Regions from separate parts of the Homo sapiens genome. Here region 1 is linked to region 2. A link is an interaction called in ENCODE POLR2A ChIA-PET data of the cell type or tissue named here. Cell type or tissue: MCF 10A. All regions are shown on one strand. Links, peaks and the distances in the headings refer to the core of each region. The heading gives the core; the rest is flanking DNA.

Region 1 (9,725 bases), core at 1,274-9,273, 61 kb before region 2:
CATGTTAAGCTGACTGCAGCCATCTGTTTAGTTGGTAAATGGGCCTGGCTCACCACCCAGCTTCCAAATTTCAGTGGAGGTTTGTCACTTTCTACTGGTTACCATATGTGTGGTAACTCTCAGGAAGTGATATAGACATTATTTATTTACTTGGTTTTCTTCTAGGAGCCATTTATTTTTTTCCGTATACAAAATAAATGCTAGCACTAGCTATGGCTATCAGACAGAAGTGAGGAGGTATAAAAAGAATATGTATTACATTTATGAAGCTCTTAGGATGTATGTCTTTTGAATGTTGAGTTTTTCCTATCTAATGGGAGGTGACGTTTACATAAATAATAATAATAAAACTTGAAATGCCTTATTGGAGGCATTTACACAGTGCCAGGGGAATCCAGAAAGGCTGACATACCAGCTCCCTGGAAGTAGAATCCTCTGGAAAGGATTCCTGGGAAAGATTCTCTGAGAAAATGAGAGACTAGCATTGCATGAAAAGGGCATGCCAGGTACTGCAGCATGAATGACAGGGCTCGATGTGGGTGGGGAATGGTGAGTAGTTTGGAGTGGTGAAATTTTAGGTGATGAGATGAAAAGTGGTAGGAGATGAGACTAAAAGAGAGGTTGAGGCCATGTGGTGAAAGGCCTCACATGCTAAGGACTTGACTCGATAAGCAAGTCAAGTGGAGAATGACATGATTAGATTTGTAGTCTTTGGCATTAACTGGGCAGCCAGCTGGAGGATAGATTGGCGAGGGACTAACTAGAAACTTGAAGACTGCCTTAGTAGGGCCTTTGATAAACATGTTTTGACTTTGTGTGTTAAAACAGCCTGTTAGGAGCTGACGAAGGAATGATATGCTGCCCTTGGCTCAGGGAGTTCAGCCTAGTGGCAGGGAAGGAAAGCATGCAGTGCTGCTTGGAATGTGCTGCTTGTGAGGTTTGTACAAGGTATTTGTCATTCCAAAAAGGGAGGTAATCACCTCTGCTGCAGTTGTGATAGGGTCGGTGGGAGATGCTTTTGAGGATTAGGAAGAGTAGACCAGGAGCTGGAGTGGATGGGATAGGACATTTTTGGCAGGGGACCTAGAAGTTAGATGAAGGTCTACACGAGGTCAGTGCAGATGAAGAACCATGAACATAGGATAATTGTTTACAATGTAGAATTGTTGGGTTTTAATGAATGATTATATGTGGAGGGGGGAAGGGCAGTTCAGGATTTTTTATTCACTCCTGAACTAATTTGAGTACAGCAGTTCCCACTTAATTTGAGAAGGGTATGTTCCAAGACCTCTAGTGGATGCCTGAAGCTGGGGGTAGTACCTATACCTATAGGTAGAACATTAGATATACAGTAGGCCATCTGTATCCATGGGTTCTGCATTAATGGATTCAACCAACCACAGACCGAAAATATTCAGGAAAAAAAAAACAGTAAAAAATAATAGCCTAGGTAACATAGTGAGACCCTTTCTCTACCATTTTTTTTTTCTTAAATTAGCCAGATGTGGTGGCACATGCCTGTAGTCCCAGCTGCCCAGGAGGCTGAAGTGGGAGGATGGCTTGAGCCTGGGAGGCCGAGCCTGCAGTGAGTTGTGATGGTGCCACTGCACTGCAGCCTGGGCGACAAAGTGAGACCTGTCTCAAAAACAACAAAACCCCAAAACAAAGCAACAATGCAACAATAAAAAATAATAAAAAAATGCAGTATAACAACTATTGGATATTTACATAGCGTTTACATTGTGTTAAGTATTATAAGTAATCTAGAGATAATTTAAAGTATGTGGGAGGATATGCATAAGTTATATACAAATATTTATATAAGGGACTTGAGTGTCCATTGATTTTGGTATCTTTTGGGGTGGGTGGTGGTCCTGGAACCAGTACCACTTGGATAGCAAGGGATGACTCTACTATGTTTTTTCCTATACATATATTCCTATGATAAAGTTTAATTTCTAAATTAGGTACAGTAAGAGATTAACAACAATAAATACTAATACAATGGAACAGTTAATAACAATACTGTAATAAAAGTTATGTGAATATGGTCTGTCAATCTTACTGTATTGTACTCATCTATTTTTGGACTGTGGTTGGCTGTGGGTAACTGAAACTGTGGAAAGTAAAATTGCAGATAAGTGCAGACTACTGTATGTCCTGCATGTTGGTAACTAGGGATATGGTGTGAACTAGACCAACAACATTTTATATGTCTGGATGACTTGGAGGTTTCTAGTTTAGGGGTGACCATAATCCCATTAACCAACAGGCAGAATATGCGAGCAGGAATTGGTTTTAGGGTAAGGGGAGAGATGATGAGTTAGAATTTGGATGTGTTAAGTTTGAGGTTCCTGAAGAATACTCAAGTATGTCTGAAGAGCTCCAGGATCATCTCTATTTAGGTAGTACTTTTGAAGCCTTTGGATTGAATGAAAATGCTAGACAGATAGTAGTTTTGAAGCCTTTGGATTGAATGAAATTGTTAGAGTGAGGAAAGGCCTTAGGAAGCAACTCCGAAGAATGCCTATATTTAAAAAGTAGTAGCGAGTTATATTGAGTGAAATAATTCAGACATGAAGGAGATACAACTCTATGATTATGTTTATATGAAGGTCAGTTAGCTGGCAAAGCTAATTTTTGGTGACGTATTGTAGTGGTTACCTTTCAGCGGGATATGGATGGGAAGGGACATGAGGAGCCGTCTGGTCTTGATATTGCTCTTTGTATTGATTTGGGTTTTAGTTTTCTGGGTGGGTACATATACAACAGTTCATTGATTGGTACCCTTATGGTTTGTGTGCTTTATTAGATGTAAGTTATATCTCAGTGGAAGAAGAGAAGAGGCCCTGAAGGCAGAAATTTGAACAGTATTTCTATCCTGAAGGGAGAGAGGGAGAAAGAGGCTAAGGATGATGGATGAACAGAGGGGAAAAATTTAAACAAAGGAAAGAAAGAAATAAGCAGGCATGGAGCATCCATGAAGGAGTTAACCCTAGGTGGGAAGAGGGTCGTCTGTTTCCATAAGGCTTTTAGGAAGGATGGATAAAGAGATTCTTGTAAGAGCTCTGGAAGTCTTTGGGTCTCAATTGGCCTCAGTTTTCTTAGTGAATTAGAAGGTAAAGAAGAGTCACATCTCAATATTTATTGTAATATGCTTTTTCTCGAGCTCATCAACCAAGTAATCATAGTGTATACCATCTGTTGTGAATTCATGAGTGATTTCAACTACTGCTGAATTTTTGGAGGATTGATCCTTCCTTGGGCCATCCTAAAGCACCTTACTGCACTGGAAGGGAAACGGGGACAAAGGAGAGGTGGAGGAGCTGATTGCCAAACTTGGTTTTACAGGTTCGGCAATGCTTGCATTGGGTAGGTTTGTTTTGATAGCAAGCACAGCTTGTAGTTCCCTGCTCCTAATCTGTAGGGGTGTGTATGTGTTTGGGCGGGAGGGAGGGTGGGTAGGTCGGGAGGCAGAAAGGCAGGATGTTCAGAAGCCTTCATGAAAGCTGCGGGTAGTAAATAACCAAGCTGGGATTGTGCTTTCTATTATATTCTGTTTCCTTTCTGTTTATAAACTCATTTATGGATATTTCTGAGATAGATTTGATTTTTTTCTTATGACTTCTTTTTTCTTATGACTTACAGGTAAGAGCTGATTCTGAAGAATGTATTTTCCATTCTTAGATTATCATAATAACTCATGGATTAAATCTGTTTATAAAGTGAACATAAAGACATGGTAAATTTTAAGTTCAGGTAGATATGTAGATATAAACCAGATGGTATAGAGGACAATTAATAAATAATAAACACTGTTAAGAAACCATGCTAAACCTATCATGGAAATCTTGTTAATTGTAGTAAGCATTGTATTTTCATTTTGTGCTTAGGACTGGGCTAGATGCCAAGATTTTAAATTATGGTTATTGAAACAAAAACGAGCATTATTTTAGTTTTTCTTAAGAACATAATTATGGCTGGGCATGGTGGCTCATGCCTGTAATCCCAGCACTTTGGGAGACTGAGGCAGGGGATCACCTGAGGTCAGGAGTTCAAGACCAGCCTGGCCAACATGGTGAGACCCCATACGTACTAAAAATACAAAAACTAGCCAGGCGTGGTGGTGCACACCTTTGTAATCCCAGCTACTGTGGAAGCTGAGGCAGGAGAATTGCTTGAACCTGGGAGGCGGAGGTTGCAGTGAGCCGAGATCATGCCACTGCACTCCAGCCTGGGCAACAGAGTCAGACTCTGTCTCAAAAAGAAGAAAAAAAAAAGAATATAATTGCTCAAATATTTACTGATGTCTTCAGATCATCTAGCTATTTTATATTCCCGTAGCAAAGTTGTGTTTTGTAGATTTTTAATAAAGGTAGTTTGAGAACTAGGATAGAAACTCTTGAGAAAGAACCATAATTGCTCACTCTTCATATGATGAATTGCTAAACAGCAGTAAGAGTGGAAAAAAATAATAGACCGTTCTTGATTTTATAGGCCCTGGTGGAATGGCTGTAGAGTTCGGTTGTTTTTTACTTGCTCAGGAACTTTGTATTTATTGGGCTAGCAGTTGTTGGCACAAAGGTTTGTTTGTGTTCAAAAGTCACTGATTAGTGGTAACAGAAACTTTTTTTCATATGGGACACTGTCTTTTTTTCCCTGAGTCTACTTAGTCAATTCAGATGTGGAGTGCTTGCTTCCCAAGGTATAAGGTGCTTTGAAGGCTGGGGGAAAAGATGAGTCACCAGATCCTCTGCCTTTTCAGAAGCTTAAGCCAATTGCACAAGGACGCAGATTATCATAAAACGTAAGACAGTACTATAGGGTTCTTCCTCTCAATTTCTTGCAAATACTTCTTGAACTTTGTGCCTCTTGTGTGCCACTCTTTAACAAGAAGGTCCTTGCCCTTGTGACTTCAAAGTAGGGAGTAAACTTACCAAATACTTTTATAAATAATTGTTTAATTGTAATTGTTATGTGTGCCACGAGGAAGAAATCTAGTATGCAGTGAATTCTTGTTTAAGCTGAGACCTGAGGACTGAATAGTAGCTTGGGTTACAGGGTACGTGAAAGAGCATTGCAAATAGGGAAACAGTGTGTTTGAAAGCCCTGAGGTAGGAAGCCCGGCAAGTTTAAGGACTTAGAGGGAGGACCAGTGTGAATATAGTGTACTGATTGAGAATATCAGGAAATTGTAAGGGGCCATATAATGGGTGTGTGGTCTGGGGCTAACTTCTGCCTGACCGAATGCTTTGGTCATTATAGTTTTTCTCCTCTTAAATTCAATGCAAAATAGGTAGATATATGAATTCTCTGTTAAGTCTAGCTACAAAGGCCTTTGAGGCCAGTGTTTTGGAATTGATTTTAAGATAATGGGAAACCATTCCATTGAGTTATCAAATGTTCTTTAGATTTGTCTTTTTCAAGGACAGGTGCCATGACTATCATTTCCTAACTTTTTATCTTATCAGTAGGAGGGAGAAAAGAGAAAAGGAAGATAAAAGTAACGCGGTCTTTTCTATAATCTGAACACACAAGAACAACCACTTTTTCTGTTCTTCCTATGTACATGACTTTCTTCATCTTTTAGCCACCTACACAGCTGTGTAGTTCCTTATACAGCTATATTGATTGACTCTATGTTATCTGAGGCCCCAAGATGCTCCCAGAATGCAAAGGGGTGTGGTCTGAGAATAAAGGCATAGTCTTTTTACTGGCTTCATGTAATTTTTTTTTTTTGAGATGGAGTCTTGCTCTGTCGCCCAGGCTGGGCGCCTGAGTGGCGCTATCTTGGCTCACTGCAACTTCCGCCTCCCGGGTTCAAGCGATTCTCCTGCCTCAGCCTCCTGAGTAGCTGGGACTGCAGGTGCCCACCGCCATGCCTGGCTAATTTTTGTATTTTCAGTAGAGACGGGGTTTCACCGTGTTGGTCAGGCTGGTCTTGAATTCCTGACCTTGTGATCCACCTGGCTCGGCCTCCCAAAGTGTTGGGATTACAGGTGTGAACCACTGCAGCTGGCCTTTTAAAATTTTTATCGGAAGCTCTATTTTACTCTGTTTCTGCCCCATCCCAGCACACTCATTTTCCTTTTCTTAGAAAAGAAAAATTAGTACCTCTTATTGAATGAGTATATAAAATTCCCTGCTGTATATTCCAGCTTCCCGTAACTCACCCCCAATGATAATAAACTGTGCTGAACATCAAGGATGTTTGATTGAGGACATTAAAAATCACCAATTCAGTGTGTTCTCTTAATACTTTAAAAACCAATTTCCATTTTAATGGAGTTGGAATACAGCATTCTAATTTGTATGTCCTGTTAGGGAGACATTAAATGAAATTATACTTGCTTAGGATTTTTTTTTTACACTTTTTATCCATAAACAAGAGAGGTCCCAGGGTTACTTACAAAGTCAATTATTTTTAAATTAAGGGGCAGGTTAATTAGTTTCTTTATAGTTATTATTGAAGTATTATTTTCTGTTCTTTTTCCCTCTCTTGGTTGTCTTAATCCTGTGCATCATTTCCCTATTTTTGAGTAGATTAAGTGATAGTGAATAGGAAAAACTTAAAAACAGCTTTTTTTTTTTTAGAATTTTTTTTTATTACGGAAAATTTAAACACAATTACAAAAGTAGGCAAAATAATGTAATGAACTCTCACGTAATCATTACCCAGCATCAGCAGTTGCCAACTCATGGCCAGTCTTACTTTATCTCGAATCACCTTCCTCTGCTTAGGTTATTTTGAAACTAATCCTAGATCTCATATCATTTCATCCATAAATACCTCTAAACTTAAGTATCGCCATACAGAAATACTCCTTTGGAAGTACTTCAGTCAAAACGATGACACTGTTATTTTCTTAAAAATTAACACTAATTCCTATTTTTCAGCAATTACCTAGTCAGTGATCAAATTTCCATTAATCTTACATTTTTGGTTTGAATTATGATCCAAATGTGGTCCAAACCTAGTAATTGCATTTTTTATGTCTTTTAAATTTCTTTTAATTTTAGGTTTCCCGCCTCTCCAGCTCTTCTTCCCTCTCCTCTTCCACCCTCCCCCTCTCCCTCTCTTTCCTTGCAATTTACTTGTTGAAAAAACCAGGTTATTTGTCCTGTAGAGTTTCTCACAGGGTGAGTTTTTGTGACTGCATCTCTGTGGTGGTTACATTGAAATTTTGGACATATATGTTGATAGGCTTTTTAATTTTTTTGAGTTTTGCTTAATGTTTACTACTTTGATGTGGAGAGGTAAGTTGGATCTTCTTTTGCTGGATTTAGAGCAGAGGTCCAAAACTGGTGCCGTGGGACACATGTGGCTCACAGGTGTGTTTTGTTTGGTAGGCACAATTGGAAATACTTTAAAGTTAATTGCCATGAGTTAGACATTGTAAAGTTCCCTTAAGAATCAAGATTTCTTCTTTTTTTAAATTCTGTTTTAAAAAATCAGAGTATCTGGGCACCCCAGCTTCTGTGGCAATGCCTCTGGTGAGTGGTGGGGCTCCTTCAGAGGGCGCATGCCCGCACCTGGTGCGAGCACACTCCTCATACAGGCTTCCTGCCTGGTCCCAGAGGCCTGCTGGGTTTGTGAACCCTGACTTAGAGGAACAGAGATTACCTTTATTTGTGTGGTGTCTCTGAAATTCAATGCATTTTTTGCCTCATGTTTTCTCCAAGCTGGTATTTGAGCTGTTTCACTGTCTAAGAATTGATGTTTATTCAGAGAGTGGTCAGAGTGCCAGCTGAAGTTCCTGCTGTGCTTCATACCTCTGTCTTAAGCCTGACTCCATGCATTGCATGAATTTGTTCTCATGTGCCTCTCCCTTGGACTGTGGATATTGGTTTTTTAGTGCCTAACAGAAGGCTTGGTGTATAGTAGGTGCTCAATTCTTATTGAATGAGTAAGGGAGAAAAGGAACCAGTAAATCAACCTGATAATGAAGGCATAGGAAGATAAACAGATCATGTAATGCACATCCATGTTTGAAACTTCAGTGATGTTAGCACCTCTACTTCCTCCACTGGCATGTGTTACTGGAAGTGATTGTAATCATGGTATGTTACTATTATAACACTGTACAATATTATAAATAATTTGTGTAGATATGCACATGTTTAGCTTAGACATTAGTCACATGTAAATCAGGGATAGGCTTCTTAATAATAGATTTTTAAACATTAGCTAGGCTTTCCTTTCTTGGCCTAAGAATTTGGAGTTTGAATTCCTCCATTTGGTTTATGTCCAAAGGAAGGAAGTACAGCATGGATAGAGCCCACAAACTTGAAGATAGTTTAGGAGGTATAGCTGGTGTAATTTTGTAATGTTTTAAAACCTGGCATTTGGATATCATTTAAAAACAATAATAATTTTAATACCATTGCATTTTAGGGTTTAGTAATCTTATTTGTTATACTAATGCATACTTTGAAATTAGAGTTGAGGTTTTAATTTTTTTGGTAGATGTTAAGCCTGCCTGAACCTTTACTTGCTGCTGACAACCTTTGATAAAAAGTGTGGGTGGGGTCAGGTTCTGTACCCTTTGACTCCAGGAGAATATTTAGTTTATCATGATTAAGAGAACAGGAAAAGTAAACACGTTACCAGTTGCATGTTCTAGTATAGGCTAAATTCTTATTCCCTAGTGGTTATTACATGAAAATGTAGTTTGAATGACTCCAAACAATCAATAAACTAACATTGCATTAAGAAATCTAGCTCATTTTATACTGTTAAAAATTGTCAACAAGTGGTACTATTAAAAGTGAGGTGTTTCAATTTTAAGCAGTCCTTCAGTGGCATTTGTGGGTGGTGAGAACTCTCATTGAGAGCATGTGGGTGCCTTCACATAGTGCAGTGGTGAGTGACGGGGATGTGCTATAGTGTTGCAAGAAATTAGAGGTTTTTTGGAGTAATTTTAATAGTACCACCGTTCTGTATTTACCAAATACTTTACATTTTTTAAACCATTTCAGTATTGAAATTATAATCACTAAACCAAATCTTTGAAAAATTCATGATTAAAATTAAAATTCTTAATGTTACTCTTGCCTCTTTTAGTGACTGAATTGAAAAAAGTTACTGGTAGTAAATGTTGGCCAGTGTTCTACATATGAATCTATGATAAGAATTTTTACAATCTGGAGGAAAACTATAAAGATTTGAAATCCAAATACTGTACTAGTATATAGTGAACTGTGTCAGAGACTGGGTCAGAGGTGTTAGATCTGAATTGCTGACCACTGGATTTCTTTCTGGGCTCCCAAGGGGAATACTCAAATGCATGCCTAATATATGTTATATAAGTGGAGGAAGATGGAAGAAAAACTAATTTTTTTTTTTTTGAGACGGAGTTTCACTCTTGTTGCCCAGGCTGGAGTGCAATGGCGTGATCTTGGCTCACCGCAACCTCCCCCTCCCGGGTTCAAGCGATTCTCCTGCCTCTCAGCCTCCTGAGTAGCTGAGACTATAGGCATGAGCCACCATACCCGGCTAATTTTGTATTTTTAGTAGAGACAGGGTTTCTCCATGTTGGTCAGGCTGGTCTCGAACTCTTGACCTCAGGTGATCCACCCTCCTTGGCCTCCCAAAGTGCTGGGATTACAGGCATGAGCCACCACGCCCGGCCAAAACTAATTTTTTATAGTGAATTTTCCTCAAATGTTAGCACTTTCTTGTGTTCCTGCTGCTGTTAGTCAGGACTTACTTCGGCAATTTGCTT
Region 2 (9,725 bases), core at 418-8,417:
ACCTGTGAAAAGAATGGGCATGTTTAAAAACAAAACAAAACAAAACAAAACAAAAAACAAAACTCAGAAAATTGGCAAATTTTAGTTTTAGCAATTAGACTTAAGCTCCCTTCCAAAGCTACAATGTTTTAGTACAATTATTAAGTAGCAAAATTGACTTATTTGAATTTCCCATCCTTCCTCTGGCTTTGAAATATTCTCTACTGAATGGAGTTCACAGACAATGAGTGAGATTTTAAGGAAAGAAAGGGAAGCTGCAGTGATCTTGGATAATCACTCATAAAGAGGAAGAAAAGAACCAGAGGAGTGGTAAATAGGCTATTGTATAAAATGGACAATGAAAGGATACTAAAAATAACATTTTGTTTCATGTACTTTATGTCATTTGGTTTATATCAGTGAGCTTTCACTTACTAATGGGGGCCACTGTTGGTAGCAAGACTCTGAGGATGTACAGTCTGTTGGCTGGGACATCTCTTGAGGTGGTTACAAAGGCCACTGAGAGGCTGTGATATTCCCTGTTCAGAAGCATTATCCATTCTTTTTAACCTGTCATCACAAGACAGACATACTATTTAGAAAATTTTGAAGCTAGAAAGGACCGCAGAGTTCATCTCATAGAATCTATGCCTTACATTAGGAAACTGAGCTCAAAGGATGTGTTTAAGGTGCACAGCTAAAGAATGAGAGCATCTGGAATAGAAAGAATGATAGTTGCACAGTGTGCAGGTTCCCCGGATCTTCCTGCTGTATTTTCCCCCTTTCAGGCATCTCTCTCCATTCATCTATCATAAACCATTTATTTATGATACCCTTGTAGAATACAGTGTGTGTTCTACAGCAGAAGTGCAGTTCTTTGACCTTCCCTCACCTGTATTCATATTGAAAATATAGCTGAGGGTTTTTGTTTATTTGCTTGGGCCTTACTGCTTATAAACAGAACATATCTCTTAAATGTTCATTAAAACATTTTTCCTCTTTTTAACAAGTATAATAGTCAAGATCTCAACAGGAAATAGCACACTTAAATCAGGAGAATTTTAGAAGGATGTGGACAGGGTATTGGGGAACTGCAAGGTTTAGTGTAGAAAATGCCTGAAATTATCAACTGCTGGAGATGTTATTAACCCACACCCCAAAGGGATGAGTGGAAGAAGAGATTTATAGAACCTAGCAGGAGATGCTAGACCCTTTAGCTAGAGCTGACTGCACCTTGAGAGAACTTCAGACCAGGGCACGGCCAGCTGGAGGCCACCTAATAGGGAGGGTGTCCGGAGAATAGATACCCTTGACCACACTCTCTTCTCTCCCCACCCCCCACTGGCTGAATCCAGTGGGAGGCAGAGTGCATAGAAGGCCCTTTACACACTTGTCACTTCTGGGGACAGAGAACAGGTGGGGAAGGTTTTGAACAACAGGGATATCCGAATGTTCTTCGTTTGCGTTATAAATTAACGCTTTAGAGTTTGTGTTGCATAAAATGTAATTTATTTGGGTCAACTGTATAGTTTTTGTGGTTTGATTATTTTTAGTAAGTTCAGTCTTCAGTTATGTTTTAAAGCTGGCTCTATAGTTAATATTAGGTATATAGTGGTGATCTCAACTTTTTTTCTGCTTCTAGATTAGTCATGGATAATGCATACAAACTCACCTATAACATCTTTCATTATATGCAGTTAAAATTCTCAAGGGGAAAGTGAGTGAGGGTGGCTGAAGAATGGGCTGTTTGTCTCGGGGGAGCATATGAAAAGAAGAGTCTCTGTTGTAAAAACCCTCTCAGTTTGATATTTACTTTGGTTCATGTTACTTGTTTTGTTGTTTAGCGAGTTTCTGCTTATGATCCTAATAATAACCTATTTAGAGTAGGGCTTTATTTTCTAGAGTGCCTTGAAGCTATTCGATGCTGAGCTGGCTTCTCCGGCTACCTGCATTCTTTGCATGACTTAATAGTGAGCTTTTGTAAACATGAACTCAATCTTTAGGGGTAAGAATCTCTTGTCACTGTTGGTGGAGGAGACATAGAGAGAAGTTCAGCTGAAATCCACTTTTACTTAACCAGAAATTCCCTTTGTTGGTATTTGTGCAAATTAAGTTGAGAGTTGAATTACAGCTAATTCCTTCCTTCCTTGCTTCCTTCCCTCCCTCCCTCCCTCCCTCCCTCCCTCCCTCCCTCCCTCCCTCCCTCCCTCCCTCCTTCCCTTTCTTGCCCTATCTCCCAGGCTGGAGTGCAGTGGCATGATCTTGGCTCACTGCAGCCTCCTTCTCCTGGGCCCCAGTGATTCTCCTGCCTCAGCCTCCCAAGTAGCAGGGATTAGAGGTGCCCACACCCTGCTAGTTTTTGTATTTTTAGTAGAGACGGGGTTTCACCATGTTGGCCAGGCTGGTCTCAAACTCCTGGCCTCAAGTAATCCGCTTGCCTTGGCCTCCCAAAGTGCTGGGATTACAGATGTGAGCCACCACTCCTGGCTGCTAATTTCTAATTAATTGTTCTGAGTAATTAATTTTTAATTGTGAATTTGCTGAGGTGACATGTTTTGCCTGGTAGGTTTGATGCTAAAGAGATGCATCAAGCAGAAATTGTTAGTTAGTATATGGAGCCTCCCTCTGTCCGTCCGTCGCCCAGGCTGGAGTGCAATGGCGTGATCTTGGCTTACTGCAACCTCTGCCTCCCGGATTCAAGTGATTCTCCTGCCTCAGCCTCTTGAGTAGCTGAGACTACAGGCATGCACCACCATGCCCGGCTAATTTTTGTATTTTTACTAGAGATGGGTTTCCCCATGTTGGCCAGACTGGTCTCAAACTCCTGACGTCAAGTGGTCCGCCTGCCTCTGCCTCCCAAAGTGCTGGGATTATAGGCGTGAACCACTGTGCCTGGCCTCTGTTTGTTTTTATGTCCATGGTTTCTCATATTTCTTTCCAAGTCATAGGCATTTACCTTCTGTCTCTTCAGCATTTTAACACATTTTCTTACCTATGTCTTGTTTTTCTCATATTTCATATTTAACTTTTATGTCATTCACATTTGCATACACAGAGCATCACTCCTAGTCTCTAGGAACACATTGGCTTTGTGTTGTTTTGACTTATGTCTAGTACCATTAATATTTTTACTTTTTCTATTTTTTTTAACCGTTTTTTCCTTGTTGCCTTTCTTTTCTCTCACTCCCCTGACTACTTTCTTGGCCAGAATGTGTGTATGTGAGCACCCAGAGGCAAAGAAGGGCTAGAAGAATGAGCAGAGGGGGTTATGAGGATACGAGCTACCCCTTTTTCCAGTTGTTGATGGAAGAGAGGCCAAAGAAAAGAAGAAAGGTTGGCTCACCAGTGGGTCAGAGGAAGGACTGAGTGGCCCAAAGAAAGGGAGGAGCATGGAGTCTGCAGGAACTGCAGAGCTGAGCCTGAACAGCAAGAAAACAGTGGAGCAACCCAGGAAGGAAGTGATAAGGTTCCCAAGTCTTTTTGGAGGGGTACATGTGGGGAAGAGGGCAGATTCGATTCCAGGGAAGGAAAAGAGCAAAGTGGAGCCTGAGCATGTGGGGATTAACACACCCTCCCAAGCAGAATAATTTTGATGATTGAAACTGTTCTAAGCATCACAGTTACAGTATTTATGGCTCCAGAACATCATAGTGCTAACTAAAGTAGGGATAGCAGGACATGGACTTCAAAATGCAGCTGGATCAAAGTAACTTTATTTCTGATTTCCTAATTTGGGCTAAGTATCATAGGTACTTAACAAGCACTTAATAAATATTGATTGAATTGAAAGTAATATGTTTCTTCTGTAAAACACATATGTACATGTTTTCATCCATTTTTCTACTGTGTGAAAACACCGAGAATGTATAAATGGATGAGTTACTGCCCTCTGTTGGAGCGTGGAACTTACTTGGGCAAATGACAACTTGTGAAGTTGTCTTGAGGAGTATTAACAAGGTAGAAACGTACTAATTATGCCTTTTGTAGGGGAGAAGTCCAGTCCTGTAGATTCCAAATAAAAAATTAGATTGGAGTTCAGAGAAGTTGTTTCAGGCAGGGCAAGTTGGTAAGGAACGGCATGTTGGAACCAGGGAGAAGCTCAGTGAGGGTTGAATAAAGGTAAGTGGCAGAAGATAAATTTTGAGAGTAGGGTGGAGAATGGAGAAAGCATACTGCCTAATGCTTTAATCATTTTATGTTTTAATTTTATGCCTTAAAAGTCTTAAATATAAAATCAGATTTAGAAATAATCTCAAATGTTTTGTTCTGGAAGACTATGCTCTCTGGATATGTTAAGGGTTCATATTGGTGTTAACAGTTTGTATGCTAGAAATTTTAATTTAAACATTTGTCTGTTTATCATTAGTTTTTCTAAATCACATAGTTTTTAAGAAAAATCAGATCTTTTATTAGAATATAACATACATTCAGAAAGGTATGCAAGTCTTCATCACCAAGTGGTTACTACTGAGCTCAAAATACTGTCAGCATCCCAAGTCCCCCGCTTTTCCCCCTCCTAGTTATTACCTACCCACTCCAAAATAACTGCTGTCCTAATTTCTAACACTCTAGCTTAGTTCTGCTCATTTTGAGCTTTATATAAATAGTAGCTTATCATATGTACTCTTTTGTGTTTAACTTAAGATTGTGAGATTCAGCCATCATTTTGCATGTAGGAGGTCATTGCTATGTAGTTTTACATTGTATAATTATACCACAGTTAATACTACTACTGTTTTTGGACAGCTGTGTTTCCAGGTTTTCTTTTTCCTACCTAATTACAAATAATGCCGCCATGAACATTCTTGTGCATCTTCTAGTGCAATTTACATGTATTTTTTTGCTTTGGTAAATCTGTAGGAATGGAGTGGATAAGTTATAGGGTATTTATGTTTTAACTTTAGTAGATTCTGCAAACAATTGTAAAGAGATTATACCAGTTTATATTTCCACAGCAATATATGAGAGTTCTTATTGCTTCACATCCTTGTCAACGTTTGCTATTGTTGGTCTTAAGCTCAACCGTTGTGGTTGGTGTATAGTTTGGGCTCATTGTGATTTTAATTCGCATTTCCCTGAAACTAAGATTTTTATTGGTTCTATAGATATTGGGGGTGGGTGGGTGTGTGTATTAGTCCGTTTTCACACTGCTATAAAGAACTGCCTGAGACTGGGAAATATATAAAGGGAAAGATGTGTAATTGACTCACAGTTCCAAATGGCTGGAAGGACCTCAGGAAACTTAACAGTTAATGGCGGAAGTTGAAGGAGAGGCAAGTACCTTCTTCACCAGGGGGCAGGAAAGAGAGAGAAGTGAACAGGGAAGAGCCCCTTATGAAACCATCAGATCTCATGAGAACTCACTCACCATCATGAGAACAGCATGGGAGAAACTGCCCCCATGATCCAATCACTTCCCATCAGGTCCCTCCCCTGACACGTAAGGGTTACGATTTATGATGAGATTTGGGTGGGGAAACAGAGTCAAACCATATCGGGGGTGTATGTGTAGGGGGAAGGTGTCTAGTTTTTTTATTCATTTTTTATTGGGTTGCCCTTTTTCAAAAACTAATTTGGGCCTGGCACAGTGGGTCACACCTGTAATCCCAGCACCTTGGGCTGGGAGGCCAAGGTGGGAGGATCACTTGAACCTAGGAGTTAAAGGTTGCAGTGAGCTATGATCATGCCACTGCACTTCAGCCTAGGCAACAGAGTGAGAAAAAGAAAATAAAAGAAAAAGTAATTGTTAGAGGCTTTTTAAATGTATTCTGGATATGAACGCTTTGCTAGTTATATATGTTACAGTTATCTTTTTTTTCTAGTCTGTGGCTTGCCTGCCCCCATCCCCCCATCCCCCTCTTTTTTTTAAGAACACGGTCTCGCTCTGTGGCCCAGGCTGGTATAATATACAGTGTGTGTGTGTATATATGTAAACACACATATACATACACACAGTATAATATACACTGTATATATTATACATATACAGTATAATATACACTATATATTATACATATACAGTATAATATACACTGCATATATTATACATATACAGTATAATATACACTGCATAGGTTATACATATACAGTATAATATACACTGCATAGGTTATACATATACAGTATAATATACACTGCATAGGTTATACATATACAGTATAATATACACTGCATAGGTTATACATATACAGTATAATATACACTGCATAGGTTATACATATACAGTATAATATGCACTGCATAGGTTATACATATACAGTATAATATGCACTGCATAGGTTATACATATACAGTATAATATACACTGCATAGGTTATACATATACAGTATAATATACACTGCATAGGTTATACATATACAGTATAATATACACTGCATAGGTTATACATATACAGTGTAATATACACTGCATAGGTTATACATATACAGTATAATATACACTGCATAGGTTATACATATACAGTGTAATATACACTGCATAGGTTATACATATACAGTATAATATACACTGCATAGGTTATACATATACAGTATAATATACACTGTATATATTATACAGTGGTATAATCATAGAGGTCACTGCAACCTTGAACTCCTGGGCTCAAGAGATCTTCCCACCTCAGCTTCCTGAGTAACTAGGACTACAAGCATGCGCCCCACACCTGGCTAACTTTTTAATTTTTTTTGTAGAGACTGAGAGTCTTGCCATGTTGCTCAGGCTGGTCCCACACTCCTGGGCCTAAGTGATCCTCCTATCTCAGACTCTCAAAGTGTTGGGATTATAGGTATAAGCCACCATGCCCGACCTTTTTCCACTGTCTTAATGGTGTCTTTCGATGGCATACACTTTTAGTTTTAATGTATTCTGTGTCTGTCTTTTAATAATGATTGGTTTTTGTGGGTGTCTACTTAAGAAACCTTGCCTATGTTAAGGTCATGAAGATATTCTCCTGTGTTAATATCTAGGTATGGTGTGTGGCAGAGGTCAAGATTCTTTTTCACCCCCATGCATATAGATTGCCAGTGTTGCTTTTTTTTTTAATGTTTGAAATAATAGAATATAAAATATTTCAAAATATTTTTATCTAATTCATTCTCTTCTGCATATAATTTTAAATGACTTTAAAAGTTCTCTTTTAATAGAAGTAATGGTTGTTCTGTTTCTTTTGTAGTATTCTAAATGCAAACAAAGTGCCCTCCCGGACTTCTGTTCATCTATTTGTAGGGAAAGTGAAACAAAACAAAAACTCAAACTGAAGAATTTTATATCATATCCTTACCCTGAGAAGTGCTATCTTTATTTGGAACACAGGAAAATCCTCTATCTGTGATGTATGTATAAACACTTAGAAGAAGGGAGAATTGGTAATAAGATTTAAGTAACTCTGTCATAAAAAACAGCAATTTCTATTACTTGACTCCTTTCTGCCATTTTGTTCTTGATTTATTTCTTATGGTAATTCCAAAAAGGATTTACTGATACATTTGGAAGGAAAGGAAACATTCTCTGTTATTTATTTCTAGTGATTTATGCTTGTTCTTTTCTCCTGCTTTCCTGATTTTTCTTCAAAGGCATAAGGCATAAAAATGATCATAGCAGTGGAACTGATGAACAAGTATTCTTTGAGGATGGCTTGTTATTTGGTTAGTTGATTCTTTTTTTGCTGTTCTTGTTGGTCCTAATATTTTTGAGAAAACTCGTTTCTTTTGAGAGATAGATAAAACTGTACTCCCAAGGCAAACCATTTATAGGAAAATAAAAAAGACAGTAAGAATTTTGTGGTATATTGTGTGTACACTCCTTTCTGTAATTGGGCTATCTAAATGTTGTTTGCAATGTTGAAATTAGATCTTCAAGGATTAGCTTGACATCTTTTTTGAAAGACATAATTTTCTATTTATCTACATGGAACTTTGTCTCAGATAGTATGAGATTATATTCTTCAACTCTAAAGCTTTTAAATATAGTTTTGTTTTCCTTTTAAATTTGTTTGGGATTAGATGAGCTCAGGATTGTCTATAGGAGATAAAGAGAGTCAGAACTATTTGAGGAAATTCCAAGAAATGAGGACTTTGAGGTGAATGCATCAGGAATTAGTTTAAATCAGTATGTTATTCAAAATTTGTCAGCTTTTAGTTTAAAAATTTTTTATAAATAAAGTTGCCCTTATTGTCTTTCATAGCGAAATCTGGTTTAGTGTAAGATGAAGGTATTAATTGGATTTTTTTCAAGTCTTTTGGCATTATTATTTCAAGTCTTTTGGGATTATTTCAATCTTTGGGATTATTGCAATATGTGACCACAAGATAATTTTCTTCTTTGTTATACAAAAAAGAAACTCTCACATCTTCTTTGTTACATAGTTATTGAGAGAGTGATGGTGAATTCAGAGTTCTCAATAATAATCGGTCTTAGTTTTTCCAGCAAGTTATATTTTCTATTAATTGTAATTACTCTAAAATTCAAGGACATAAAATTAAGGTACTACTCTAAAATTTTAAGTAAATTTAAATTAATTAAAATACAATCGTATGTATTGAGTATTTGCTCTAAGGCTTATGATTTCTTGGGGAGAAGCATAAAGAAGAAGGTATAATTCTTGTATTCACATAGCTTATAAACCTAAAATAGGACTAAGATGTTTTTACATTCATGTGTTGTTTAACAACAGGGACACATTCTGAGAAATGTGCCATTAGGCAATTTTGTTCTTGTGTGAACGTCATGGAGTGTATTACACAAACCTAGATGATACAGCTTACTCCACACCTCTCTATGCTGTATGGTATATAGCCTTTTGCTCCTAGGCTATAAACCTGTGCAGCGTGTTACTGTACTGAATATTGTAGGCAGTTGTAACACAATGGGAAGTATTAGTGTATCTAAACTTCTAAATATAGAAAAAAATAATAGTAAAAATACAGTATAAAGGATAAAAAATGGTACACCTCTCTAGGGTACTTACTGTGAGTGGAGTTTGCAGGCCGGGAATTGCTTTGGGTGGGTCAGTGAGTGAGTGGTGAGAGAATATGAAGGCCTAGGACATTACTGTACACTACTGTAGACTGTATAAACACTGGACACTTAGGCTACACTAAATTTATTTTTAAAATAATTGAATTAGGCAATAGGAATTTTTCACCTCCATTATAATCTTACGGGACCATCATCCTATGTGTGTGTGGTCTGTCTTGACCAAAAAGTTATGCGGTGCATGACTGTGTTTTTTAAAGATAGGGCAGAGGTGGAGCTTGGATTGGGTCTGGGGTGTGTGAGAGAGAGAAGTTGAGGAAGAGGCTTTGGGTTTTGATCCAAGACACTCAATGAATGGAATCATCTTTTCTGAAGATGAGTTAATCTTAGATAAGTAGGAGGAGCCATTAAAGTAGATCTGTGGAGTAGTGGACAGATGACCATAGGAAACTGGATTCAAGTGAAGAAGACTGGGCTGGAGATAGAAATTGGGAAGTTGACAGTATGATGTAATCAATCTGTAATTCAAGTGAAGAAGACTGGGCTGGAGATAGAAATTGGGAAGTTGACAGTATGATGTAATCAATCTGTACTTTACATGATTACATATATTGATAAAATTTATCACGCTAATTATATGCACATGGATACTTTTTAATAGTTCTCTTATGCTAAGTACTTGTCTAAAATAGTCACTTTTGTTTAGAATTCATCTCTCTGTTTTTTTTTGTTTTTTTTTTTTGAGACGGAGTTTCACTCTTGTCGCCCAGGC

What was found. Peaks named below come from ENCODE experiments on the same cell type or tissue, not always from the same donor. Only the 100,000 strongest peaks of a DNase experiment are listed, where the experiment ranks them.
Region 1: POLR2A ChIA-PET joins it to region 2 with 8 read pairs; 10 of 35 experiments call an interaction of 5 or more read pairs at or near these places.

Annotation. Positions count from the first base shown.
Region 1 is chr18:62,736,713-62,746,437 of GRCh38, forward strand. The region is part of intron 1 of PHLPP1 (PH domain and leucine rich repeat protein phosphatase 1); the gene reads left to right. Among named protein-coding and RNA genes, the nearest start is that of PHLPP1, 26 kb to the left of the region's middle. RefSeq lists an enhancer at 4,504-4,798. In MCF 10A, for the core only: no CTCF peak of the experiment used is centred there; a DNase peak (open chromatin) is centred at 4,729.
Region 2 is chr18:62,798,875-62,808,599 of GRCh38, forward strand. The region is part of intron 1 of PHLPP1 (PH domain and leucine rich repeat protein phosphatase 1); the gene reads left to right. Among named protein-coding and RNA genes, the nearest start is that of PHLPP1, 88 kb to the left of the region's middle. In MCF 10A, for the core only: a CTCF peak has its summit at 3,866 (motif pointing left); no DNase peak of the experiment used is centred there.